7 separate regions of the Mus musculus genome follow, and regions 2, 3, 4, 5, 6 and 7 are each linked to region 1. The links are chromatin loops, found by intact Hi-C in ENCODE. Cell type or tissue: heart. All regions are shown on one strand.

The links. A loop is a pair of places that touch in the nucleus more often than their neighbours do. Peaks named below come from ENCODE experiments on the same cell type or tissue, not always from the same donor. Only the 100,000 strongest peaks of a DNase experiment are listed, where the experiment ranks them.
Region 2: it touches region 1 in a loop (11-fold over the local background); 26 of 42 quality-filtered maps call a loop at or near these places.
Region 3: it touches region 1 in a loop (2.9-fold over the local background); 3 of 42 quality-filtered maps call a loop at or near these places.
Region 4: it touches region 1 in a loop (5-fold over the local background); 8 of 42 quality-filtered maps call a loop at or near these places.
Region 5: a loop joins it to region 1, with 2.0 times the contacts of the local background. A loop is called at or near these places in 4 of 42 quality-filtered maps.
Region 6: it touches region 1 in a loop (6-fold over the local background); 27 of 42 quality-filtered maps call a loop at or near these places.
Region 7: a loop joins it to region 1, with 8 times the contacts of the local background. A loop is called at or near these places in 39 of 42 quality-filtered maps.

The regions. Positions count from the first base shown.
Region 1 is chr11:20,792,792-20,796,791 of GRCm38, reverse strand. It overlaps Gm32213 (a long non-coding RNA gene), which reads right to left and starts at 2,172. Exons shown (of 3, transcript XR_872288.3): 1 at 1,721-2,172. In heart, CTCF peaks have their summits at 2,040 (motif pointing left) and 2,378; DNase peaks (open chromatin) are centred at 2,001 and 2,391; H3K27ac peaks cover 787 bases.
Region 2 is chr11:21,451,979-21,455,978 of GRCm38, reverse strand. No RefSeq gene overlaps it. Among named protein-coding and RNA genes, the nearest start is that of 4932414J04Rik, 57 kb to the left of the region's middle. In heart, a CTCF peak has its summit at 2,052 (motif pointing right); no DNase peak of the experiment used is centred here.
Region 3 is chr11:20,857,691-20,861,690 of GRCm38, reverse strand. No RefSeq gene overlaps it. Among named protein-coding and RNA genes, the nearest start is that of Gm22807, 12 kb to the right of the region's middle. In heart, a CTCF peak has its summit at 2,085; DNase peaks (open chromatin) are centred at 1,640, 2,150, 2,550 and 3,570; H3K4me3 peaks cover 613 bases; H3K27ac peaks cover 1,000 bases.
Region 4 is chr11:20,888,773-20,892,772 of GRCm38, reverse strand. No RefSeq gene overlaps it. Among named protein-coding and RNA genes, the nearest start is that of Gm39608, 8.0 kb to the left of the region's middle. In heart, a CTCF peak has its summit at 2,085; no DNase peak of the experiment used is centred here.
Region 5 is chr11:21,080,729-21,084,728 of GRCm38, reverse strand. No RefSeq gene overlaps it. Among named protein-coding and RNA genes, the nearest start is that of Peli1, 8.6 kb to the left of the region's middle. In heart, no CTCF peak of the experiment used is centred here; a DNase peak (open chromatin) is centred at 1,838.
Region 6 is chr11:21,176,493-21,180,492 of GRCm38, reverse strand. No RefSeq gene overlaps it. Among named protein-coding and RNA genes, the nearest start is that of Vps54, 61 kb to the left of the region's middle. In heart, a CTCF peak has its summit at 1,939 (motif pointing right); a DNase peak (open chromatin) is centred at 1,942.
Region 7 is chr11:20,911,803-20,915,802 of GRCm38, reverse strand. Gm46273 (a long non-coding RNA gene) reads left to right here. Exons shown (of 2, transcript XR_001780166.2): 2 at 3,370-4,000. Among named protein-coding and RNA genes, the nearest start is that of Gm32293, 3.5 kb to the left of the region's middle. In heart, a CTCF peak has its summit at 1,653 (motif pointing right); DNase peaks (open chromatin) are centred at 492 and 1,662; H3K27ac peaks cover 2,670 bases.

The DNA of each region.
Region 1 (4,000 bases):
GGATCACAATGAATAGTCTCCCAAAGGACTAGAACTTAAAAAGCAAAATATTTCTAGTCCCTCTTTCTCAGGAACTGTTTCTTCTTCTTCTTCTTCTTCTTCTTCTTCTTCTTCTTCTTCTTCTTCTTCTTCTTCTTCTTCTTCTTCCTCCTCCTCCTCCTCCTCCTCCTCCTCCTCCTCCTCCTCCTTCCTCCCCCCCCCTCTCTCCCCTCTCTATTTGCCTAGGCTGACCTGGAATTCACTATGTAGCTGGTCTTGAACATTAAATTTTTCTGTTCCAACTTCTCAAGTGTAGGGATTGGGATTATAGGCTTGTAGCATCATGTGTGGCTGTTGGTGGCTTTTAGGCAGGGGAATTTCATGGTAATGAGTGCTCTTTAGATCATGTAGAACAAACACTGGGGGTAGCGTTAGAGAAGACAAAGGTGCTAACTGGTTAGAAAATAACTTCAGAGTGCCATATTGTAATGACTGGAAAATAATGCCACTATCAGAGCAGACCAAGTTTACGGGAAAAGCAGCTTGGGGGACTTGTGACAAAAAGAATGAGGAAGGGCAGTGTGAGTGGTGCTCAGATTCTAAGCACTTGTCAGTTTGTTAGGAGAGGTGGCAGGATGTGATGCCCGTAAGGGCCCGTTGTTGTTCAGTAGTCTGCTGTAGGTTAGTCTCCAAATGCATTATGTAAAGTTATATGTCCTCCATTTGTAGCCCATCTTATGTTCTGACTGTGCCCCATGCTCACTACAGGGACTTTGAGAGAGTGTCGGAATGATGTAGTACCAGTTCAGAGCCACCCTCAGAGACCCAACCAGTGTTCCCACTGAGAATGGAGCCCAAGTGGCCCCCTTCTTCTAAATATTCATAGGATAATGCAAATCTGCCACTAGCAGTAAAGAGTAGATATAAGCATGTATGAGTATGTTTATGCATGTAAGTAATATGATGTAAGTATGTAAGCAAATAAGAACAGATGATTAGCTGCTAAGGGAAGCATGTCCCCAGGCTGTGGCTGAAAGGATGGAGCAGGAAAAGGGTCCTGATTTACTTCAATTTGATTTGATTTCTTCCCCCACAGAGCCCCTTCAACTCCATCCAGGCCTCTCTGAGTGTTTGCCTCTTTCACACAAGGCAAGTCTCAGCCTGGAAGCATGCAGAACAGAGGACCTGCCATTTGCTGAAGCCGTGTTCCCTGCACTTGGGGATCAGTCTGATTGCTTCACAGACTGAAGGCTTTGGCTCAGCTTGAGAAATGTTTGCATTTTGTTTGTTTTGGGGGATGGCACTTGCTTTTTGAGATAGAATCTTACTATGTAGCCCGGGATAGCCTGATACTCATGGTGTAGACCAACCTAACCTCAAATTTAACTGTGATCCATTGCCTCTGCTCCTGCCTCTGCCTCCTAAATGCTGTAATTACATGTGTGCCCACCAGGCTCGCTTTAACTTTGAAATTTCTGTGTGTGTGGTTTATTTATTCGTACCTTTAAAAAATGCAGCATTTTATAGTATAAAAAGATGATTCAAGAATTTCTTCCCCAGAAAGACATCAACAATGTCAAACCCCCACCCCCATAAGTACCCCAAAACAAACAAAAGCACAGTTCCACCGGATCTCACACTGCGGGACAGACAGACACTATTCTGGAACTCTCACTCGTCCTGGGTGATGGCTTCTCCATAGCCACGTAGATGGAGCTCTCTGCCACCCACCAGTACCTACCTCAGGTCACCAGTGTACGGCAGAATTGTACACACCGGGCTGGAAGCAGCTGAGGAAGCAACCGAAGTCTCAGGTGAAGACCAGCTGCTTCCTTCTCAGAGAGACTGTCCACTGTCAGCCGGCCTGCTTCCGACGGCCTCTCACAAGCACACGGACCTGGCCTGATGAAAACTGAGGCTGGTTTGCCTGGAAGACCAGCATTCAGGACACAAGATGGATTTATTGTAATGATAAGTATTGGGATGCCATCCTACGTCTGTGGTGCAAGGGTACGGTGCCCCCTGCTGGTTTGACTTTGCCCCTGCAGCCTTTTCCTTGTCCAGAGCCTTGAGTCCCAGTGATAGCATGTGGAACTTCACAGGGGAGAAATCTCCCCCAGAGTTAGAAGATGCTCTCACTTTCAGAGACAGTAATGACTGTCTCTGTTAGAGTTATCATGCTCAAAGCTCACTATCACTATCTGCCTTTCTCTTCCACTAGATCTTGTGAAAAGATATGAATTTGTTCACCTACGAACAATTTGTGGACGTCGATTGGACCCTGCTGCTGAGGCAAGAGCTAACCCTGGACATGCCACAGTGAATGAGACACACTGGCTAGCATAGAGGGAGCAGTCCTCTTAGGAACCAACTCCGCATTTGCACTGGCCCTAGACTAAGGCAGAACTATGCTGACCCCTGAAGGTGGGAGGGAGTATTAAGCATCCTGAAAGCTGCCACTGACTGGCTCTGCTCTGGCCTGTAGGTGTCTGCGTGGAACCTCCAGATCTCTGGACGGGGCCCTGCTGTCTCTGCTCTAGCAAAGCCTCACAGGATTGTCTGAGGCACCCTCATGTTTGCGACCGACCCACTAAGTGCAGTGTGGCCTCCCTGGTGGCCCTAACTGAACTGGGCTTCCCAAGATGCCCCCATGAGATGAAAGCACATTTCTGAATGGGCCAATTCTGGTCCCCTTAGCTTTACAACAGGGAACATTAAGATTTGCCCAAGGCAGTTTTCTCAACGACTTTTCTCCCTGACATTCCTAATCTGCTTCAGAGAAGAGTAGAAGATAGTAAAAGAGACCTCCCCGTGGTGCTTGGAGCTGCTGGCAGTGTGGCTTTGAGCTCTGACCAACTGCTCAGTCCAGGAGCCTGCGTTTCTCAAGTCTACATCTAGATCAGCACAGAGCTGTGTTGTAGGCCTGTCACCCTGGCTCTGTGGGTCCTTTGCCTGGTGTTCTTCCAGGATCCATGTTACATCCGACTTTGTCTTCTTTGTTCACAGTAGACTGACTGCCACTCACTCAGAAACAGAACATGTGAAGAACCAGCCCTCCTCCATCTTAGGCTTGAAAGCCATCTTACAGTAAAGACAAACTAGGTTAGTTCCTGTTGATTAATCTCTGTTTCTCAAGGATTAGGCTACACCCCACCTGTAACCTTAACTACAAATGGTTCTGTACTGCCTGTTCCAGGAAGGACAATCATGTCTTTGTTTCAAAAAGTTATCTATAACCATCTTAAAGCCTACTTTTGTTTCCAAAGTGTGTATGACTATCTTTTTACACCCACCTTGGAACCAAGTCTGTGTTTCAGGAGGTGGTCTGTTTGGCCTGCCAAATCCCCTATTTGGAAACCCCTGACCCCTGAGCTGTAAAACCCTTGTCTTCCTCATGTTCAAGGCTAACCTCTCAAGCCCTGTCTTAGGGAGAGGCAGCCTGTGTACAAGAATAGAAAAGCTTGCTTTAATTAATCACTTGCTTTAATGAATTTGGCCATGATTTGGGTCAATGGTCTTCTTCTTCTTCCCATTTTTTGATTAACACATGGAGGGTCAGCTATGAAAAGATTGTTTTTTAAGCCAGTCTCTAACATCCAAAAATGCTGTCAATTACAGAGAGCTAAGACGTCACTAACAAGACAGGAAGCATTTAAAGATGGAAGCCTGTCCTCTTAGCCCAGTCATAGGGCACAGATGTTTTCAAATAAGTACAGAGTCCACTGAGCAGGCTGCAATGAAGGGATATGCTGCCTCCCTTCTCTAAAATATTCTTAAATGTTGACTTTCTAGCAAGAGAAAAGAATAGAACCTTCATTAATATTAGTGCCTTTGTGAACATCACCAGAGAACTGAATAACAAGAGGGAGACTGTACTTTGAAGACATGCTTTCTCTGAAAGAACAAAGAAAGGGAGTACACACAGTGTGAATACACACCGTAGGAGGACACACAGTAGGGCCACTGTGAACAGAGCCGCACTGTGAGGTGCTGAATCAGCCACAGACAGGCTTTCTGAGCC
Region 2 (4,000 bases), 660 kb before region 1:
TGCCATAGGAAGAGATCAGATAGGAAGTTCTCTTTTGTAATGAATGTTTGAAAGAAGAAAGGTGTTGATCTATATAGATACACTTAAGTTTGTACATGCTATTAAAAGTGCATGTGTGTGCTTATGTGTATGTGTTTCTATCCTATTAGCCGGAAGAAGTACACAAAAACCTGTTAGACAATTAAAATAATTCTGCAGTATAGAGGACATGCTCATTTCTACCCAGGACCCTCTTCTTCATCATTCTAAGTGACCCTCATTATTTTGTTCTTGAAGAAACTGCTTCTAGGTATTATTTGGGCTACTGATTTCTAGCTATCCCCTTATGGGGAGTGCATGATGTTCAAAAAGCTTAACTTTAAATTCATGGGGAATAGTACTCCATTGTGTAGATGTACCACATTTTCTGTATCCATTCCTCTGTTGAGGGGCATCTGGGTTCTTTCCAGCTTCTGGCTATTATAAATAAGGCTGCTATGAACATAGTGGAGCATGTGTCCTTCTTACCAGTTGGGGCATCTTCTGGATATATGCCCAGGAGAGGTATTGCTGGATCCTCCGGTAGTACTATGTCCAATTTTCTGAGGAACCGCCAGACGGATTTCCAGAGTGGTTGTACAAGCCTGCAATCCCACCAACAATGGAGGAGTGTTCCTCTTTCTCCACATCCACGCCAGCATCTGCTGTCACCTGAATTTTTGATCTTAGCCATTCTGACTGGTGTGAGGTGGAATCTCAGGGTTGTTTTGATTTGCATTTCCCTGATGATTAAGGATGTTGAACATTTTTTCAGGTGCTTCTCTGCCATTCGGTATTCCTCAGGTGAGAATTCTTTGTTCAGTTCTGAGCCCCATTTTTTAATGGGGTTATTTGATTTTCTGAAGTCCACCTTCTTGAGTTCTTTATATATGTTGGATATTAGTCCCCTATCTGATTTAGGATAGGTAAAGATCCTTTCCCAATCTGTTGGTGGTCTTTTTGTCTTATTGACGGTGTCTTTTGCCTTGCAGAAACTTTGGAGTTTCATTAGGTCCCATTTGTCAATTCTCGATCTTACAGCACAAGCCATTGCTGTTCTGTTCAGGAATTTTTCCCCTGTGCCCATATCTTCAAGGCTTTTCCCCACTTTCTCCTCTATAAGTTTCAGTGTCTCTGGTTTTATGTGGTACATCTACACAATGGAGTACTACTCAGCTATTAAAAAGAATGAATTTATGAAATTCCTAGCCAAATGGATGGACCTGGAGGGCATCATCCTGAGTGAGGTAACACATTCACAAAGGAACTCACACAATATGTACTCACTGATAAGTGGATATTAGCCCAAAACCTAGGATACCCAAGATATAAGATACAATTTCCTAAACACATGAAACTCAAGAAAAATGAAGACTGAAGTGTGGACACTATGCCCCTCCTTAGAAGAGGGAACAAAACACCCTTGGGAGGAGTTACAGAGACAAAGTTTGGAGCTGAGATGAAAGGATGGTCCATGTAGAGACTGCCATATCCAGGGATCCACCCCATAATCAGCATCCAAACGCTGACACCATTGCATACACTAGCAAGTTTTTATCGAAAGGACCCAGATGTAGCTGTCTCTTGTGAGACTATGCCGGGGCCTAGCAAACACAGAAGTGGATGCTCACAGTCAGCTAATGGAAAGAGCACAGGGCTCCCAATGGAGGAGCTAGAGAAAGTAGCCAAGGAGCTAAAGGGATCTGCAACCCTATAGGTGGAACATTAGGAACTAACCAGTACCCCGGAGCTCTTGACTCTAGCTGCATATGTATCAAAAGATGGCCTAGTCGGCCATCACTGGAAAGAGAGGCCCATTGGACACGCAAACTTTATATGCCCCAGAACAGGGGAACGCCAGGGCCAAAAAGGGGGAGTGGGTGGGTAGGGGAGTGGGGGTGGGTGGGTATGGGGGACTGTTGGTATAGCATTGGAAATGTAAATGAGCTAAATACCTAATAAAAAATGGAAAAAAAAATTCATGGGGAAAACTTACATTATCTGTAATCCACCACTGACCAGAAGATGGCTCCAAAGAGCAACAAAACTCATGTGCTATTATTAAAGAGTGATGTACTTGTCATGCTAGAAACCTTCCTGTCATTCTGTGAGTCACTTTCATATTCATGTTAAATTGACTAAATGACAAAGTTGACTTGCTAAATTAGTTTATGTAGAATAAATACTCTGATAAAAATCTAAGAAGCAAACACTTGAAATTCGGTGTGAAGATTTTTGTTTTTTAATTATCTTTAATCTTTTTTTTTTTTTTTTACAGTTCAGTCATTATCCCCCTCCCAGTCCACCCTCTGATAGTTCCTCATCCCATTCCTCTCCTGCACCCACCACTACCACCACCACCCCCATCTCCAAGAGGATATCCCCACTCCCACCCTGCCAGGTCTCCCCACGCCCTGGAGTCTCAAGTCCAGGGTTAGGTGCATCTTCTCTCACTGAGGCTAGACCAGACAGTCCTCTGCTGTATATGTGTTGGGGGTCTCGTACCAGCTAGTGTATGCTACCTAGTTGGTGGCTCAGTGTCTGATAGCTCTCAGGGGTCCAGGTAACTTGAGACTGCTGGTCTTCCTATGGGGTCACCCTCCTCCACAACTTCTTCCAGGCTTTCCTCTGATTTCAGTGCATTTATTGGGTGTATCTGCATCTGTCTCAATCTGTTGGGCCTCTTGAAGGGCAGTCATGTTAGGCTCCTGTCTGTAAGATACCATAGCATCAGTAATAGTGTCAGGCCTTGGAACCTCTCCTTGAGATGGATCCCAATTTGGGTTGGTCACTGAACCTCCGTTCCCTCAGTCTCTTCTCCACTTTTGTCCCTGCAGTTCTTTTAGACAGGAACAATTCTGGGTCAGAGTTTTTGACCATGGGATGGCAACCCCATCCCTCTACTTGATGCCCTGTCTTTCTACTGGAGATGGACTCTACAAGTTCCCTCTCCCTACCATTGGGCATTTCATCTAAGGTCCCTCCCTTTGAGTCCTGAGAGTCTCTCATCTCCCAGATCTCTGGCACATTCTAGAGGCTACACACACACACACACACACACACACACACACACACACCTCCCAAGGTTACCTGTTCCCGTTCATAATGCTAATCCTCAGGGCTTCACTCATATTTCCCCTCCCAATACCCGATCTTGTTCCCCCTTTTTCCTCTTCCTCCCTTGTTCCTCCTTCTGTCCTCCCAACCCTGCCCCCAGTGACTGCTTACTTCCCCCTCCCAAATAGGATTGAAGCATCCTCACTAGGGCCCTTTGGCTTATTAACCTTCTTGAGTCCTGTGGATTGTATCCTGGGTAGTCTTTACTTTTTTTGGCTAATATTCACTTATTAGTGAGTACATACCATGCATGTCCTTCTGGATCTGAGTTACCTCACTTATGATGATATTTTCTAGTTCCATATTTATTTTGTCTATCTATCTACCTACCTACCTATCTATCTACCTGGCTATCTCTCACTAGTGCAACACAGATAGCAATAGTAAACCATGTGGACCAATTGTCACTGTTAAGTAGCATTTACAAACACTATAAACAAGGATTGGGCATAGTTAGCATGTTAAAGCAATATTAATGTACAAAAATCTTTTCTAGATTGGTCTTATTTGGCTTTTAAAAATATAAAACATTAAAATACAAAATGGTATAGGCATAAAATTCATTCTGAATAACAAATCTAAGAAATATACATAATGTCTTATAACTCACATTTTTATATGATATGTGATATTTTATAGTAACAGTTCTAGGAATGACAAATATATTTGTAATTAATAAAATATAATACATTATATACCACATATCATACATTTAATATTATATTATATAATCAATATTATAATTCAAAATATAATATATAAGAACTAGATATTGTATGTGTTATACATAACATATAATTATATGTAATATATAAGTATAAAATATAAATAATGCTATATGTTATATTAGCTAGAATTCTCTCTA
Region 3 (4,000 bases), 65 kb before region 1:
TTAAGTAGTTTCTTATTTCAAGAGGGGAGAACCAGAGCCCAGTCACATGTTAACAAAGCAAAACTAAACTCCAACAGTACAAATGATTCACTCAACCATCTTCTGGGCTCCTCCAAGGGACTTGGGTCACTCCTCCAGCTCGGCCCTCTGCAGCACAGACAGCCTATCTTTTAGTCTGTGACTGGCTCCACTCCACGGATTCAGTTGTGGCCATCAGTCGTGGCCATCCCATGGTACTGGCATCTCCAAAGCTGCTTGGGTCTCTTGCTTCAACTTTTACCAACAGCCTCTCCTGGGCTCTGTTCAGGGCCTCCAGCCCTGCCACACATGCCAAGACTCAGCTGCTCCCCATGACCCCTTCATGCCTTCAAAGCCTGGGTGACTCTTATGCTATCGAGCTTGGCTGCCAGATGAGGTACAACCTTGGCCACCTCAGGACCACAGCTTCTGTGTGCTGACCCTGAGGAAACACTTCCCAGAAGACTTCACCTCAGTGATGCTGGTCTCTTCTTAATCACCGCTGATTCCTCCGCCCCAGTGGACCATTTTCAATTAGCCAAGCAAAGGTCTTACTTTAGTAGTTCTGGTTGTTGTTTTTTTTTTTTTAAGATTTATTTATTTATTATATGTAAGCACATTGTAGCTGTCTTCAGACACCCCAGAAGAGGGCATCAGATCTCATTACGGATGGTTGTGATCCACCATGTGGTTGTGGGATTGGAACTCAGGACCTTTGGAAGAGCAGTCAGTGCCACCACTGAGCCATCTCTCCAGCTGGTCTCCTGTCAATCACAGCTGATTCTTCAACTCTACCTGGCCAGACACCATAGATTCTTCACACAAATAGCCCCGTAGAGTTTTTGCATCCCTCTGACGCGTCACAAACCAGGACTCCGCCATCTGCACTGCTCTTAACTTCCTCATCTCCCAAACTTCTACAGAAGTATGTGCTCTCAACACTCAATGTCTTCTGAAGTCCATAGTTCCTTCCACAATCGTCCCCAGAACAATATGGTCAGGTGTGTCACGGGCCTCTGCGGACCCTGACATCCTCAGAAGTGTCTGTGAAGTCAGGGCTATTTTGCTAATGTACAGCAGGGTTGTCATTTTTAGTTCCATTCCCTCCCAAGTGAAGTTCCCCTGCAGTCCCCCCCAGGGAGTTCCCCTGCAGCTGTATCCCAGCAGAGCCATGCAGGGTGAGGCCAGCTGGCTGCTGCCAGACAGAGCCCCTTGCCCACCAAGTTCTGCCTATTATTTGTTTTGGAAAATAGGGAGTTGAGGGTTTTTTCCCCCATAAACATTTTACTCATATTAGTGTGCATGAGTTTATTACCTTTCACATTAATTTTCACTACTAAGATGGCAAGTATTGACCAGCTTAACCCACCTAACACGAGTTATTTGGGGTCTTTTTTTCATATGTAAGAATGTAAAGTAAGTTTAAGACAAAAGGCATGAAGGACTGGTGCTGTGTGGTATTAAAGAGGAGTGGAGTTGCTGGGTGGGAGGGGTTACACAGCCCCACCTTTCCCGTGGAATGCATCAAGCTTTCCCAACCATACCCATTCACCCCCAGTCACCAGTGCTACTCTCACGATGCCTTCTGCGGGAGTGCCCTTTGACCCCTGTCTCTTTGTCCTGATGTGGGTTCTCCAGGTCTGCAGGGATTCCAGTCCTAGTAGTATCCTTGAATAAGGAGCTCTTTGGTTCTGGGTGCCAATGTGAGGGAGGTCTCAAGACAAAGCAGTTGTGAGATGCCAGCATCCCTGTTCCCCCTCCCACTCCGTCGTAGGTTAACAAATGGCTGGAGTCCTAAAACGAAAGCTTGCAACTGATGTTAGGTTTTATTTGGATGAAGTTAATGTTTGACCTTTTTACAGTTAAAAATTCATAACTGGTTCTCTCTCCTCCTTAATGTCACCTGGGCCCTTCCTTGGAGCCTCCTGCCTTGAGTTCACCAACCCCCCACAACCCCACCCCACCCCACCCCACCCCCAGCCCCCATCAGTCAGCGGGAGCGGATGATTGCACACTCACTTGCTTTACACCTGACAGCCCGAAAGCCCCTAGAGGCTTGTCGGGTCCCGGCTCTGGTGGGCTGAAAGGGAGCTGTCCAGAAGAGTGATTTCCCAGCCTGTCCTGGAGACAGCAGGGCAGGCCCATTCCTGCCCTCAGACAGGAAGAGGTGGAGCTGAAGTCTATCCCGTTACTCCAAAGAATGTTCAGGCAGAACTATGAATAGCTTATAATACTCCTCTTCTGAAAACATGCACACCAGGGAATGACTAGGTTCACAATACCCTGGCTGTGTGCATAACAACCTGGGAGGACAAACACTCCCCATTTCCAGAAACATGCTCACTTGAGAGCAAAGCTCTTCCAGGGGAACTGTGGTCAGGATGTCTGCTTGCTCCGTGCCCCATTCCTCCCCACAAATTCCCTGCTTCCGGAGCTCCAGTTGGCTGGAACTTGCTGTTCTCCTGGGAAGCCAGCCAGAGACCTCCTATTTCCCAAGAGCTTTTCTTCTGCTTCTAAATGGAGTCGTTCAAAACCTAATGCTCCACAGTGCTTGAGGGGACTCTTTGCCTTGGGGCCCCCCACCCCTAAACACAGGCTCCTCCCCTGTTCTGGACTGTGGGCCTGACTGTAACCCGAACCAACTCCTTCTTCCATGGGCACTGGGCCCAGGCCACAGGGCAGATGCCAGGAAAAACGTCAGTAGGCAACAGGGCTCCCATAGAGTTTTCAGTCTCCTCCTCCTGTAACTCTCCAGTGTCCCTCTCCCCAGCCTTTCTTGTCTTGGAATCCTGGGGTAGGTTGGAGCAGCCCATCTAAGAAATCCTTGCTCGCTTAGCAGTGGTGGCACATGCCTTTAATCCCAGCACTTGGGAGGCAGAGGCAGGTTGATTTATAAGTTCAAGGCCAGCCTGGTCTACAGAGTGAATTCCAGGACAGCCAGGGCTATACAGAGAAACCCTGTCTTGAAAAACCAAACCAAACAAACAAACAAAAGTCCTTGCTCAGAGAGGGCGGCTTAAATCACAGACACGAGTGACCAAAAAGAGCTGAAGGATTGTTGACGCTCGCTCTTCTCTCATTTCCCAGCTCACTCACTGTTTCTCATGTCCCTGTTCTACTCAACAAGGCTTCTCCACTCCGGTAGCCATTTGTAGGTACTAGAGTTTCAGCAACAAATACAACAAGCTAAAATGCCTCTCCTGGGGACCCAACACGCTGATGGATGTCAGCAAATTTCAAACAAGGAAGGACTGGGGAGTCACTGGAAATAGAAGGAAAATAACAAACCTGATGCTGCTTCCTCTAAAAGGGTGCTGCACTTTGACCCTATCACAATCAAGGGGTATCCAGTCTTCAAGGCATAAAAACCAAATCTAGCAACCAAAGGGACAGAAAAAACCACCAAGAGTGGAGTGGCTAAGAAGAGTGGGAACTCAGAGGTGTAGCTTTGGATCCCACTGTGTAGCTGTGTAGTGGAAGGGGTTTTCCGTCTGCTTCCGCTCTACTCCATGAAACAGGCACACAGGCTGGCAGGCAGTCACTCAGGCGGGCGGGCAGACAGGGATTTCCCTGGGACTGTGGGAGGCCCTGAGCCTCCAGTTCCTAGTACAGTTGCTCTAGCAGGGGCTGTGACCCCATTCTAAGCACATATCACCCATAAGCATGAACCCAGTGGGAAGAACACAAAAATAAACTACTATTGTTTTCCTCAAGAAAGCACAGGTTTGCAAAAGCAAAATCCAGCTCCCCTGTAGATCTACCCTGTGTGCTGGGGGTCCCTGCGCAGACTTAACCACTAGTCTGGTGACTGTTTCTTGAACAGTGCCTCCAATGCTTTCTTGTTGATTTCTCCGTTTCCAGTTTATCTGTTTTGTGCATAGGATCCATGCACATACATTTATTTTTAATTTTCAAAATTTTATTTATTATTGTTTGCATAATCTCTGTGTGTGTGTGTGTGTGTGTGTGTGTGTGTGTGTGT
Region 4 (4,000 bases), 96 kb before region 1:
AGGGATGGTACCACCCACAATGGACTGGGCCCTTCCCCATCCATCACTGAGAAAATGCCCTACAGGCTTTTCCAGTAATTTGCTTATTGATTCACTTCACATCCAGATCGATGTCCCCCCACTGTAATCCAACCTATGGAAACATTTATTGCCTTCCTTCCTTCCTTCCTTCCTTCCTTCCTTCCTTTATTCCTTCCTTTGTTTTTTGACGTGTATGCTTTCATTTAATAACTTATTTTATATATTTTTCTTTATATATTTAAACTCATTTTTCTCTCATATATTAAATTACATCCTGACCAGCTCCTCCGCTCTCCTCCCAGTTCCCTCCCATTTCCCCTCCCGTCCCATCCACTCTTCCTCCATTCCTTCAGAAAAGGGCAGGCTTCCTAGGAAGAGCAACCAAACATAACATATCAAGTTGCAATAAGGTTAGGCGCCTCCCCTCATAGTAAGGTCCTCAGTGGGAGGACAAGGGTCTCCGAAGCAGGAAAAAGCGTCTACTACTAGGAGTCCCACAAAATATACCAAGCTACAAATATATGCAGAGGGCCTAGGTTAGAACCATGCAGACTCCCTGATTCCTGGAGGACCAGAAAAGAAACCAGAGGCCAGATGGCCCAGAGACCTAAGATAGAACCAGACACTCCCACAGCGCCCTTACACGTGTGCATGTCTTCACACATGCATGCGTGCATGCTTTTGTGTTCTCTCTTCCGTGGGTTGGCCTGCCACCGGGCCAGGCAGCTAGAGAACTTGTCTTTGGAGCTTGTGCGTTTTCCTGCTTGAGCAAGTCCTGGCTAGTAGCTGGACAAACAGAACCATCAGCCTAGGTCACCGGAGAAGTGGAGGGTGGGGTAAGTAAAGAGATGCACTCGGGCCCTGAGAGCTGCCTGGCTGCCACTCCCAGACTGTCAGGCATTAGGACTCTCCCAGAAAGTGTGACAGGTGCATAGGGAATGCCAGGCCCTTCCCTCACGTGTCCAGAACAGCACTTCCACGTTTAGGTAAAGGAGTCTCCCCCATACGTCAGGATGCTAGCTCTGCCTTCTTCCTCATTCCCAAAGCTGTGGCAATGCTCCCTTCCCATGAGGCACCAGATGTGATCCCCTCCCAGGGCTTGGGCTCTCCTGTGAGTGTCTAGCCTGTGACAACCAAGGACACGCTTCCCTTCTCCCAGTGGGACTGTGTTGAAGCAATGCTTCCCCTCCTGTAAGAACAACTGATTCTAGGGTTGGAATCAGAAGGAAAGACTATATAGGCTATATTGCCTCCATTCAAGAAACGCAGCAGGAGCTGGAGAGATGGCTTGGTGGTTAAGAGCCTTTGTCGCTCTTGCAGAGGTCCTGCGTTCAGTTCCCAGCACCCACACAGTGGTTTACAATCATCAATAACTCCAGTTCCAGGAGATCCAATACCCTCTTCTGGCCTCTGTGGGCACCAAGCACATTGATAATAAGGCATATACATATATATGCAGGCAAAACATTCATACACCTAAAATAAAATAAATATCTAGAAGAGGATTAAGAAAAGCTGCAACTTCAGATTGTCTCAGTAAAAATCTGATCAAGCCTACAGCCGCACAGCTTGTGCACTGCACAGTTCTGGCCTTGCAGAGGAGAGAGGCGGAAGGTGGAGTTCACCGGTAGCCTTTCCACCAAGCTGTGTTCTCTGCTGTGGAACTGCACCCATTCATGTGCACAGCACCAACATTTCTTACTCTAGAGGCTGACTGACTATACAGAGGCTTTTTTTTTCCTTTTTTCACACAACTCTGATGGCCTTGGTCTCACACTCTTAAGAGCTTCTTACAAAGCCGCTCATCTCTTCTGTCTCAGGACAGCCTGACCACTCTATCATCCACCACGAAGAAGACTCTCGGGGTGGACAGACAGCAGACTTGGTCACTCTGTATAGAACCCTCAGCACTGCCCATGTTCTCAGCCTGAGAACATTTCCCACTTCCCTGCTTCCTTTCCTGCCCTACAAGGCCATCTCTCATGGCACTGTCTCCTGGGGACAGTGATAGAGGTTTGTCACTTGACAAGATTCTCGAGCCTCACCCCGCTCTTAGGAATGGCAGGTGGCGCTCCAGGCCTGCTCCTCACTTCTCCAGGCCCTTTCCAGGCTACACATACATCTCCTTGCTCACATCACTGGGTCTTCTCAGCTCTGCTGCCAGCTGGAATTCAGTGTCCCAGCAAGGGCTGTGCCCTGTGCAGAGAGGAGCAAGGGGTGCAGTAGACCTGTGAGGCCCCAACTCTGCATGGGATGCAGAGCTGCTTTCTAACACAGACACTGCATTTAGTTTCCTATTCTTTCCACTGGGGGTGTCCAAGGAGCAGGGGCTGCAAACCTCTGCAGAGCTTAACAGTGTCCATCCCTGCCATACACCAGTCATGTTCAGAGAGCATCAGGGATGATCAGTGATGAGGGTGCCATCATTGTGTCTCAGATGGGAAGACACTGCTCCCAGGCTTCATTTTCAATAGCACCTTGATTCAAGAGAGCATTTCTCATGAAGAAGTCAAGCGCTGTATTACCTTAGCCATACCTCTAGAAGCTCTCCTCGCCAATGCACAGCTCAAGGGACCTCTGCCTGCTGCTTCTCCTGGGCTGGCACAGCCAAGGGCAGAGCATTTCCTCTTGGTCAAGGAGCCCAGCAGGAGCTGTGTGCTGCGTGGTGGCTAGAGCAGAAAAGGTGGCACTGTGACCCAGAGCTCCAATTGTTCCTGGATGAAAACTGGATGCTGTATGTGGCTCTCTCAGCAATGGGCCTTAAATGTCAAGGCTGAAACTGGATACTGACAGGGGTAAGTGGGGTACATTGTGGGCTTTGAGTGCTGTGCCCATGACAGTTATGTTCCAGTCGATCTAATCACTATGTGAATAGATCTGCAGCTGGACAGTATGTGCATTGCATCCATCTCCCGACAGCTTCATCATTTCCTCCTCCCTTGGACCTTTATCAGCTGTTGTTTGAATGTCTCCTGATCTTTCTGAGTTGGCTCTGGTTTTCCTACTACCCTCTCAAAGGCTTCAATTATTGGCCCTTATAATCACATCCCTGTTCCCGCAACCTAGCCCTGCTCTAGCTCCTGATCTGGATAGACCCAAGAAATATAAATCGTCTTTGGGGAAAGTATCCTTTTCACCATGCAAATGAGCATATGAGTACCTGCTGCCTCCAGAATCAGAGCCAAGCTGCTGTTGCTAAGAAAGGAGAGATAAGAGAACAGCATTGTGTGCTAAACTCTGTATAGTGCTTGCATGGTAACACATTTAGTCCTAAAAAATATTGTATGAAATAAATCGTCATTGTGCTTCTTATGAGGCAACGGACGCCTCAGTAACATGGTCTGTCATTTGCCTTACAGGGTTACAGCTAGTTTCTGAAACTCCACACACAGGTGGCTGGAGCTAATTGTCAGTGGCTTTGCCCTGAAATGGAGGGGTGGGGTCAGGGAGAGATTGTGGCAGCTGAGCCTGGAAAATGACCATTTTTGAAAGGTGCCAGTTTTCAGCTTCCGGACGTAGGTACTTGTTCTCATTTTGGAAAGGGTTCTGCTTGGCTGGAGGACATCAGCCCTAGCGTGGGCTTCCTGGTGCTGTGTCAGCTTTGAAGAAGCTGAGGGAATGATTTCAAGATGTACAGAGGACTAAGCCAAGGGAAGCCACTTTTGGAGACTAAAGAGCAAGCTTGGCATGGAGAGATGCCAAAGCCCCCTTAAGTGTTCAGGGCTCTGGGCTTTGTATAGGATCTTTATCTAACACATTTGCAGATTTCTCAAGTGCATTGATGAATATTTAGAATTAAGGAAAGAAAAGAGGCAATACTCCACCAGTGTCCCTTAATAACCCCTGTATGGACCAAAAAGTGACACCACATTGTTGCTCCAACCACTCTCTGTGCCACCACACTCTCTGAAGCCCCAGTCAGATCTGAGCAGGGCAGTGCTTCCCTCTGCAGCTCCCTGGCCACTGTTTCTTTCATGCT
Region 5 (4,000 bases), 290 kb before region 1:
CTTCCCCCCAAACCCTTTTAATCAAGTAAATAAAGGAACATATTTTATGGGTGCTTTTAAAGAAATATGCTCAGGGAATAGCAGGAATGTACAGAAGAAAATAATCAAGTTACTGAGAAAGCAGTCAGAAAACTATGTCAGAGAGAAGGCAGCAGCTATGCAGGACCCTAGAAAACAAGCGGGTGTGAGATGTTTTGTATATGCTTAGCCTAGGGAGTGGTACTAAGAGATGTGGACTTGTTGGAGTAGGTGTGTCACTATGAGTGTGGGCTTAAGACCCTCGCCCTAGCTGCCTGGAAGTCAGTCTTTCACTAGCAGACTTCAGATGAAGATGTAGAACTCTCAGCTCCTCCAGTGCCATGCCTGCCTAGATGCTGCCCTGCTCCCACATTGATGATAATGGACTGAACCTCTGAACCTGTAAGCCAGCCCCAATTAAATGTTGTCCTTTATAAGGCTTGCCTTGGTCATGGTATCTGTTCACAGCAGTAAAACCCTAACTAAAACAAGGTGCTAACACAGCAGGTGACTAGCAGGAGGGCTTCACACAGCTCCAGCTGTCAGAAAGCTTAGAAGGATGCTTAGAAGAATGAGCTGGGCCATTAGACTCTGAATGGTGACCAGAAAAATCTAAGTACGCAGCACAGAAGTCATGAGCATCTTCTTATCCCAAAAAAAAAAAAAAAAAAAAAAAAAAAAAAAAAAAAAAAATTGGTGATAGGATCTGTGGAAAGATTTCTGACAGAGATACTAAATCATATCTGTGTTTGAGTAGAGTGACTAAGAATATGCAACAGAAATTGCTTCTGGTGATACATGCCTTTAATCCCAGCACTTGGGAGGCAGAGACAGCCTGATCTATACAGCCAGTTCTAGGGCAGCTAGGACTACATAAAGAAAACCTGTCTCAAGAAATGAACAAACAAACAAATAGTAATTGTTTTTGTTTCTAAAACACAATGGCATGTTCTGGTCTGGTTATATATGGTAGAAAGAACCCATCAAGATAACTGATTTACTGTTATAGTTGGGCATGGGATGTCTCCCAGAGGCTCATAGTCCCTAGCTCAAGGCTTAGTCCTCCAGTGCAGCAACATTTGGAGGTGGGGCCTTGAGGAAGTGATTTTCTGAGGATTCAGTGGATTAGCCCATTAATAGAAATTTAGAAGAAAGAAAGAAAGAAAGAAAGAAAGAAAGAAAGAAAGAAAGAAAGAAAGAAAGAAAGAAAGAAAGGAAGAAAGAAAGAAAGAAAGAAAGGAAGGAAGAAAGAGAAAGAAAGGAAGGAAGGAAGGAAGGAAGAAAGAAAGAAAGAAAGAAAGAAAGAAAGAAAGAAAGAAAGAAAGAAAGAAAGAAAGAGAAAAGAAATTTAGCAGATGGGATCTAGTTGGAGGTAGTACAGTACAGGTGAGAGACAAACACTCACAGCAGCCAAACTCCACCTACACACTAACTCACTTAGACTTGATGAGTTGAACAATATAAGTTCATGACAGTCTGATTCTGTTTGATCTTCCAGTTAAGCTGAGATCCAAATAACCTGATTCTTTCTTCCTATTAATTTCCACTAGTTCTCTGTTCCTTTAGTAATTCAAGTAGTAAGCTATCCCTTGAATGCTTTAGTTTATTTCTCTTTAATTTCTCCATAGACCTGAGGAGTTATTTCTGCAGGTTGAAGATCTCTGGGCTGCGCCTCTCTGGCTTCCAAAGCCCCAGCTTTCTGGAATTCAAGTTTTGCTGTTTCCTCTAGGGAGTCTCCCTTATAGTTTCATTTCCTGCCTTACTCACTGTGTCTCTTAGAAGTGCTGCCTCCAGTTACTGCTGAGATAAGTTGCTGCACAACTCCACCCACTGAGCCACGTAGAAAGCTCCCATCCTTCCCACTGACCTGAGTCATTGCACCCCCTGCTTCTGCTGTTAATAGCCAGGGCTCCTGTCATAGGCCCTGTCTCTATTTCTGATAAAATCAAAATCTCAGGTTAGCACACAGGCAGTTCTATTTGCTAGACTTAGCCAACCTGAGCTTTAACAATGGGGGTGTTTTCTTTAAAAGCAAACAAAACCAAAGTGTTCTTCTAAAACCTTTTTATTATTGGAAATTTCAACATATACAGTAAGAACAAGCATGGCCCAGCGACCCACAAGTCTCCCTCGCTACCATCCACAGTTCCACAGAGTGGTCAATCTCATGTTGTTTCTACCTCTACCACACCCACTGGTTATTTAAAAGCAACTCCAAATGCTGTGTAAGTTCTTTTACATCTGTCCATGCCACTCTGAAAAAGGAAACAGCCCTACGAAAGTATAATAAATACCATTATCACATATAGAACCTCCAAGTAATTTCCTAATCTTCTCAAATATCCAGATTTTAAAATTTTAGGTTTAAGTAAGAGAATATATGATACATATGTAATACATACATATGCACGTAAATATATATGGACATATACATATATTATATTACATTTTTCTTAGAAACAAACCTAATGGTGCAGACCTATAATCCTACTAGGGAGGCTGAGGCATGAAGATTACAAATTCAAGGTTCTCCTGGGGGACAGCTCAGAGTGACTTCAAGACCAACTTGGACAACTTGTCTCACAATAAAAGTTAAAAAGAAGGTAAAGAAGTGGCAGAGTCCTTGCCTGGCATGGATGCGGCACTAGGTTTAACCCTCAGTGCCTAAAACACACACACGTGCTGGAAAAATATTCAGGTATAATAAAAATAACATATAGCATAAAGGCCATGTTCTCCATGCATCTGTGGAACAATTATTATTGCCTGCTTCTAACTCTCTTTGCTACTTCTTAGTATGTGGGTGATTCTTATAAATGTTATTATCAAAGCAAGTATGTAGCTGGATTTAACTCACAGGCTATAGTTTACTTGACTTTAAAATTTTTTACTTAAAAATTATATTTTATTTATTTTTGTGTTCATATATATATGTGTGTGTGTGTGTGTTCTCTCTTCTTACCATGGTACATGTGTAGAAGACAACTTACTGGAGTTGGTAAAGCACTTGCTTTGCAAGCACAAGAACTTGAATTTGATCCCCAGAACCCATGCTTTTGGGGAAAAAAAAAAAAAAAAAAAAAAAAAAAGAAAGAAAAGAAGCAGTTGTGGTGGCCCAGCCTTGCAATCTCAGTACTGAAGAGGTAGGCAAATTCTGGAGCTGCCTGTCCAGCCAGTCTAGCCTCATTGGTAAGCTCCAGGCCAGTGAGATCCCCTGTCACAAAAAGAAAAATGGCTGATGCCTGAGGAAAGACACTTGAAATTGTCCACTGGCCTAACACACACACAAACACACACATACACACACACACACACACATACAGAGACAGACAGGCTCGGCACATAATATTCATATGTATTTATTGGATATGGAGCAATACTTTGAATATTGCACAATTCACTGTGATGAAGTCAGAACACTTAGCATGTGCATCTCCTCCCACCGGTATCATCGCTCTGAATTAGATCTATTATTACTTTGGGCAATGGCAACAGCAAATGTATCAATAGACTTTTGTTTCACTTTCACCCTTAAGCTTTCCTTCCCGCCAGATAACCACCCTAAGACACTTGTTGGACTGAAAACATCTTAGCAGAAGCTTCCAGTCTTTATTCCAAACAGCTATACCCCATGCCGAGGTGTAGCCCGGAAGCCTGTGCAGCTCCACCAGATTCCCCTCCTACGGCAAGCATTGGCCCCAGCATGACAACCTCAGCAGCACACCCTAAGCATTAGCCCAAGGTCTCCTGTTCTCACTGGAGATCTTTCGCTGTGTGGCTTTGTTGTTTGTTCGTTTTTTTCTCTATGTGAGAATTCCAAAGACTAGTAGAGACATCAGTGATAAACAGATGGGAGAGATGCTGAAAAGCAAACTTTCCTACAGAAGACGAGGTATCCTAGATGATCATTGTAAAACAGATGCCCACATTGTTACTTTTGACTGGCTATATTTAACAATATTTAAGAAAGTTGTGACAGAAC
Region 6 (4,000 bases), 380 kb before region 1:
TCCCGAAACTTGCTGTGTAGATCAGGCTGGTCTTGAACTCACAGCAATCCAACTGCCTCCGCCTCCCAAGTGCTGAGATTAAATGCATGTGCCACATGCTGAGCTACATATTCCTAAATATAGCCTGCTTAATCTGCATGTTACTTGCACGTATGTTTCAGGGCTGATCATTTGTATTCAGAAGACTACTTCTTCCACTCTGAGGCTTTCTTTTCAAAGCTATTTTTGTTCTGAAGTTATTTGTATTTCCTCCTACTTTTGCTTTAATTGTATTTTTTTTTTGAAGTTTGGTATTCATTTATAAACACAAGTTCACTCATACTTATGTCTACCCAACACTGAAATCACTAACTAGGTCCTCAGTCTGTCACATTCCTAGAATTGCTGTTAAGAGTGAAGAGACAACCGGGCGTGGTGGCGCTCGCCTTTAATCCCAGCACTCGGGAGGCAGAGGCAGGCGGATTTCTGAGTTGGAGGCCAGCCTGGTCTACAAAGTGAGTTCCAGGACAGCCAGGGCTACACAGAGAAACCCTGTCTCGAAAAAAAAAAAAAAAAAAACAGAAAAAAAAAAAAAAAAGAGTGAAGCGGCTGGGGTGGCAAACGGCCTGAAGGCCAAGGTGAAACATTCTTGTTCTTTATACTTGTTGTGTGGCAGAGGCCACAGTACTGACCCAGGATGGAGGTAGAGAGTGGAGGAGAAGAGACAGGATTCTGGAAATGAGGCTACTGGGCGTCATCACCTTATTCTTGTCTTTGTGTGAGCAAGACCTTTCTCTATCTTCCAAGAATTTTTTTTTTAATGCCTTGCTGCCTGGTTTTATTCTTTCTGGGTTTGGGGTAACAGAATGGATGGTACTTTTGTCAAATACCCGCACAGTATCTGGCAGCCTCTGGAGGAAACCTGGTAAGTTTTTTCTCTGAAAATAGCTACATCTGTGAAGTATCTGACCGGAAGCAGAGTAGCAAGGAAAAAAAAAAAAAGCCACTGCAATGTATATATGCTACAGCTGTCAGCTAAAGAACGAACCATCAGATAGCCAATGAAAGGAGGCGAGAGATTCATACTCCATTTTCAGAAGGAAGATGGACAAGTTAGCAATCTGGGACAGATGAGGAGATCCTCCCAACAGATGAGACACACAGTGGTCTGCTGCAAACACTGTAGGTGTAGTGTACACACGGCTTGTTTCCGTGATGACGAGAAACTCCCAGAGAGGAACCTATTCCCCTTGAGTTCCTTTTAGAAAACCTGTCCTTGGGCAGATAAGGAAGCTCAGAAAGAGCCATTCCCTGAATCTGCTGACTTTCAGATTTTATCTTAAGATCATCAACACACCCAAGCAGCAAATTTGAGGGTGTCATGTCCCTAATTCCTTCACTTTGGTTTTTCTCAGCCATGCAAACTTGCTTCTTTTGGACATACTAACCGCACCAAGCAGGTAGGCTACAAATAAACAAAAAAAAAGTATTTATTTGACAAAATTATCCCAGTGCTGGGATCCTGACTCTGGTGCTCCTGCAGGGAGCCAGAATCGAGCTTAGAGCTGCTGTCTCCCAAGTTGTCAACCTGTATTCTCTTTCAGTCTTCTCATGTGTCAAAGCCTTGCTAGTGCTGTAGAGAATAAGGACACACAGAACTAGAAAGGCTAAGGCAGTAGAAAACCAGTCAGTATTTACCTAAGATTACAATGAGCTAATGTGAGCTTCTGCTGCTGAGTGGTGAAGGACATCCTTGATTCTGGAGATGACAGTTTCTCGTGGGTACCCTTCAATGGGTGACTTTCTGTTTAACTCTACTCAGTGCTTGTAGTTTACATTTCTGCTTCTACTCCCGGCTCAGGGAACGGCAGGCAGTGAGGTTGTATGCACATTAATTTTGAATGTAGGATTTAAGTGTTCAATGACCTTGTTGAAAACCCCTTGTTGCTAATGTGTTACAGCAGGTGGCAGCCTTTCCCTGAGAGAGGGGAAGAGCCAATGCAAAACTGGCTTTGGTTTCAATAGTTTAGTGTTTGTCTTCCTCTGATACAAGCATCAAGTCTTGAAGTGGTGGATTTATTAAAGAAGAGAGGTGTACAGGAGCCTGGACCCTGGCATGGTGATATGTGTGTATCTTCCAGAGATGGCCGCAGAGACACTGTCTCTAAGGAGTTAGTCAGATGCCCTAGGAGAATCTGGCCAAGTGAAGACACTACCAAACATGGTGGGCACAGGTGTCAGCATGAGGTTCAGAAAATGGCTCTGAGCTAGACACAGGACAACACAGAACTTCCCCAGAGACTTGGAACATAAATCATTAGCCGTGTACTGAAAATGCATCTGATAGCAGAAGTACCCCCCTTTTCATTACAGATCTGTAAACAGCCGTGTAAACTAATCTGCTAAATTAGAAAGTACAGTGAGTTATTTGGACACAGATTTGCAAAGTTCTTAGTAAAAAGTCAGACGTGGTGGAGAATCTTGGTGGAGACGCTAGAAACCTGATGCTCAGTTTTCTTACTGGCAGGATCACCATTTGTGATGATTACTACTGTCAACCTCACGGGATCTAGTAATCCCCTAGGAGATAAACTCTGCACATATTTATGAGGGACTTTCTAGTTTGGGTTAACTTAAGGTGGGAAGGCAGGGCAACCCTTTATGTGGTGGGGCCATTCCATGGGCTTGGACCCAAGATGGAATATAAAGAAGAAAGCAAGCTGAGTACCAGCAATTCTCAGTCCCTTACCAACCATGGATACAATGTGACTATCACCTCAAGACCTCTCTGCTGTGATGGGCTGTGTCTTCCAACTGAGCGCTAAATCAAACCCTTCCTCCCTTAAACTGCTTGAGTCATGAATTTTGTTACAACACTAAGAAATGAAATGAGTCTATTTATCAAGAAAATGCTATGGGGCTAGAGAGATGGCTCAGCACTTCAGAGCACTTAAGATTTTGGTTGTCAGCAGCCATGGCAGTTGGCTCACAACTGCCTGTGATTCCAGGGTCCCTCTGCCCTCTTCTGGCTTCCATGACAGACACACATATATCTAATTGAAAGAAAAAAATGCTATGTAGAAAAGGATGCTGTTTGAAACATTGCAAATGAGGAGACACATATAGGTGACTGTCCCTATAGATATCTCCATAGTCCCTATAGATGAATCCACCGTGTCTTAAGGAAGTGTGGTGATTAGACTAGAAATGGTAAAGAGCTGGGGCAGATCAGTGAAATCACTATGAATTTAATAAAGTTAAAACTAAAACCTCAGTTCCTCAGCTAAACCAGACATAAATCAGAAGCTCAGCAGCCAGGTGTATCTGTCACACAACATAGATGACAATTTCTGTCATCACAGAATATTTTACTGAATAGCAATGGCCTAGGATGGAAGACCAGGACGCATTGCTAAGTCTAGTTGTTTAGAATGGACACGCCTCACTAATGAGGTAAGTGTTCCTGAACTTGGCAGCAGATTGAAACAGAGCTTCTCACAGCAGCCTGCATCCCAGTAGCATCACATACACTGCCAAGCCTGCTGCCATAGGCCAGGCACTCAGACCTATTGCTACAACTTACAGGTGTTTGCATCAGGCTATCAAGAAGGTGGTGGAGAAGGCTTTTGATAATATATCCATGGTTTACAAGGAACAGCTAAAATACACCTACATTGTTCTGGGATATAATAGAAGGTCCAGCTTGCTTCATTTGAAAGAACTTAATTCTTTCCCTAAGGCAGGCCCAACTATAAGCTTTTCTGACATACACTGTTTTCAGCTGAAGGCTTTCTACAAACACTGTAGAGTAACAGTGTCCTAGGTGGGCTGTGAGCCACTTCCTGTCCCCAAGCCAACTGCTGTCTGCACTGCATAGGGGAAGCTGATGTTTCTTTCTTTCTCTCTCTCCTTCTTTCTCTCTCTCTTTCTTTCTTTTTTCTTCCTTCCTTCCTTTCTTCCTCCCTCCCTCCCTCCCTTCCTTTCTCTCTTTCTTCCTTTCTTTCTGCCTTTCTTCCTCCCT
Region 7 (4,000 bases), 120 kb before region 1:
ATTTCATTACCAAGGGGTGGATGGCATGGAGGAAAGGGGTTAATTATAATAGAGGGGATTTTTTTTTTTAAAAAGACCTAGTTTCGAAAATCTCAGACTTAATTTTGCAAATTTCTTTTACAGAGGGAGTTACTAAGCTAAAGTCATTTGCATTATGGTCTTAATTACCACTGCATTTGTATATGAGATCATCAATAAAGATTCTTGGCCATGTGTACTCAGAATAAGTGACTGATCCTAATGAGGCCTTTGTTCCTCTGGAGCCTCTCCAAGCCATTTCCTCTGTAGTGGAGAAGCTCGACATTTGCCAAGCTGGTGGAGGCGTCTTAAATTAGAAAAAGCCTGTGAAGAATCAGGAGATTTTCAAAGTGGGTGTATCAGGAGAGGGGATGCCAAGCTGTATCTGTGTGTGGTACTTCCTGTGAGGGCTGGGGTGCACTGCTGACTTGTGGCTGCATTAGCCTTGCTGGATAGCCACAGACAATTCCCTTCTGTGTCCTTCCAGCGACACAGGAAATAGCCTCTGGGGCCCTTCCTCCTGCAAATCACACATGCTGACTAGAGCGTCCTGCTTCTGCCTGTCCCGCTTCCGCTAAGGGACGTGCATGCAGTCCCGGCCACCACACTTTTATTGGAAAAGCTGTCTTCCAGTTTAACTCTAAAAAATAAGCAACACTGATTATTTTTCAGGGGTGGGAAACACTGGTGTGTGTGTGTGTGTGTGTGTGTGTGTGTGTGTGTGTGGTCTTCGGGGATGTGTGTGGAGGTTGGGTTTGTGGGGTGTGTGTGTGTGTGTGTGTGTGTGGTCTGTGAGGGGGTGTGTGGAGGTTGTATTGTGTTTTGGAATCCATTTTGAAGAAGATAAACTTCTTTGTGCGGGGGGCGGGGGGTACGAAAGGGCACAGTGGGTGCCCCCTGAGCTCTACAATGTTCACACCCTCACACCGATCCTTCCCCCACACCCGCATGCACCTCACACCCTGCAGAGCTCCACAGCACATGTGTTCACCTGCAGCAGTTCTTATCTGAGGAGAATATGTCCCAAGACACACCACACACACACACACATATACACACACACACACCAGTATTTCCCACCCCTGAAAAATGCACGTGCGTGTGTAGTCATGTGGGGCAGTCAGATACCTTCTCCCTTCCCCAGCACTGGTTTTTCTCATGTGTGGAACGGAGGGTACTAATAGCCACTCTGCAGCCATTTCTCTGAATGATAAATAAGTTAATGACAGGAAACAGCACACAGAGGCTGTAACATTAAAGTTAGAGGGTAGTCAGGTGCTGAGCCAGAACTTGGCATCATTGAAGCTGACGGTCAAGATTTGAGGGGGTCGGTGACAAGCAGATTGAGGAATCTGTAAACAGCCCGTGTACTGGTTCTGAGAGCTCTAAAAAACTGGGTTGAAAATGAGAAACACGGGAGCCATCAAATTGCACCAAGTTGTTTGTTTGTTTGTTTTTTCTAGTGTGAGCCAATCTATTGAGACTTGGACTCTAAATATTACGTTTGAGTCACTCCTGCTTCCTTCCCCTCCACCAACAACCTTGTCTGAGACATATCAGGACTGTGGCTTTTCAGCATCTCCCACCAAACTCTTGTCTCTCATCGTAGGCAGAACAGCCCCTTGCAGGAAAAGACACTAGGTGGCGCCAGACCCTTGCGTTTTCCAGCCGTCAAACACTTCCTTTTCCTGTGAGGTTCTGTTTTCTGAGAGAAGTACTAATCTTGCTAGAGACTTGGGGGCTACTTCAATCCATTCCACAAACATAAATCAACTTCCTATCTGTTGTAGGTAGGCTTCTTATTGCTGTGATAAAACACCATGGTCAAAGCAACTGGGGGAGGAGAGGGTTTATTTGGCCCACCCTTCCATATTTCTGTTCATATTTCAGAGGAAGTCAGAACTCAAAACAGGTCAGGAACCTGGAGGCAGGAGCTGGTGCAGAGGCCACGAAGGGGTGCCCCTTACTGACTTGGATCTTCATGGCTTGCTCAGCCCTTCCTTATAGAGCGTAGGACCACCAGCTCAGGGGTGTCCCACCCACAGTGGGCTGGGCCCTCCCCCACCAATCACTAATTAAGATCATGCCCTACAAGCTTGTTTTAACCTGATCTTATGGAGGCATTTCTCAATTGAGGTTCTCTTCTCTTGGATGACGCTAATCTGTTTCAAGATGATAGAGAACTACCCAGCAAACTGTCTCAGCTCAAGGCACCCTCCTCCCTTGTGCCTCTGCTGCTCCCCACCCCACCCTTTTCAGATGCGGTCATGGAAGGAGGTTACTAGACCTGATGCTGAGACCCTAAGTTCGCTACCAGCTATAAATATATTCCTTTTCAACTTCTGCCATCCCCTGAAGAGCAGGAAGAAAAACACTTTCTTCCTTAGGAGGTGCAGGAGAAAGAAAAGAAAAAGGCGAATCCCTCTATGAGCACAGCTGAGTCTTCTGTCCCCACCGGGTCAGAGCTGCCAGCACAATCTGACCTCAGGCCTTCTTATGCTAGGCCTTGCCCTTCCAGGGGAGCACAGGACCTCATTGTCCCCAGTTCAATTCTGAGCACCTCTTCCAACCTTGAGAGCTCAGTGCTGGGGCTGATGGATTCCAAAGCAGTTTCCTGCTTACATCTGGAGCATTCTCCACACCTGCAGGCACTGTCAGTGAGCAGATAAAGTGATTGACACCCTCAGGCCTCCTTGTCACTGCTGGGGCTTATGTCTGTTTAAAATGAAGCTGTTCATGATGCCCACCAGATCAGGCGGTTAACGGCAGTTTGGGCCAATAGTGTTTCCATTGGCAGTGTCTGTCTGGGTATAGGAAGTCTAATTGTTCATAAGAAAGTCCCAGCCTTCTCTTCCTCACCGCTTACTCTATGGGATTTCCTGTGGTGAGAGACTTTGGACTTTGCAGAGTTGGGGGACAAGTGTGAGGGGAGGCTCCTAGCCTCTCCCACCATGAGGACACAATGAGGAGCCAGCTGTCTCAGACACAGTAGGCCCTCAGAGGACTCTTTTGGGAGCTGAATGTATCTTTCCCCAGACAGCCTGCCCTGTTAACACTGGTGGTTAAATTACAGGTCCTTGCAACCACCAGATATTGGAAAGGGTTTTACTTTAATATTCCCTTGCCTTCTTAAAGACCAGATCACTAGGAAGAAAGCCATTTTCTTTGGCTAATGCAGTAGTTCTCAATCTTCCTAATGCTGTCTGTGACCTTTTAATGCAGTTGCTCATATTGTGGTGAGACTCCCCACCCCCTGTAACCATAAAGTTATTTTTGTTGTTACTTTATAACTGTAATTTTGCTACTGTTATGACTCATAATGTAAATATCTGTGTTTTCTGATGGTCGCAGGTGACCCTGTGAAAGGATCAGTCAACACCCCCTATGGGTGTCGTGGGTTGAGAAGCACTGGGTTAAGGTTTCATGAACTGGAGGCACATCTACAGGAAGATTACAGAAAGTGGCCACCATGAGGATGTCGGCGGTCTGTGCTGCAGCCTGAAGATGCATTGATGTTTACAGGCCTGCTACAGCTGCAGGCCGTGTTAACAACTCTGCGCCCCACTGCCTCTCGGGGCTTGTCAGGGCTTGTCTGGGCCAGGGGTCCTACTGCAGAGGGGAGCTATGTTTGTGGTCTGTGCTGTCGCCAGAAACCACGTGGACCCTGTGATCCATCAGTCTGTGTTGGGTTGGTCATCCATACCATGCCATGTGTGCCCAGTCCCATCCCCCACTGGCTGTGAAGAGCAAGGAGGCTTCTTTTGCTGTGATATGGATGACTGAAGACACACAGTTGAAATAAGGGACATGGAAGGCTTCTGTGACAACCTCTACCCACCCCAACTACCCCGCAAAAGTAACAGCCTCGTCAGGAAGCCAGTGAAGAGAACTCTTACAACAGTGTGATAGGGTGCTGAGGTGTAGCTCTCCATAACTGACGCTTCTGGCAGGGTTGTGGAAGGCAAAGGACTCAGTTCTCTCT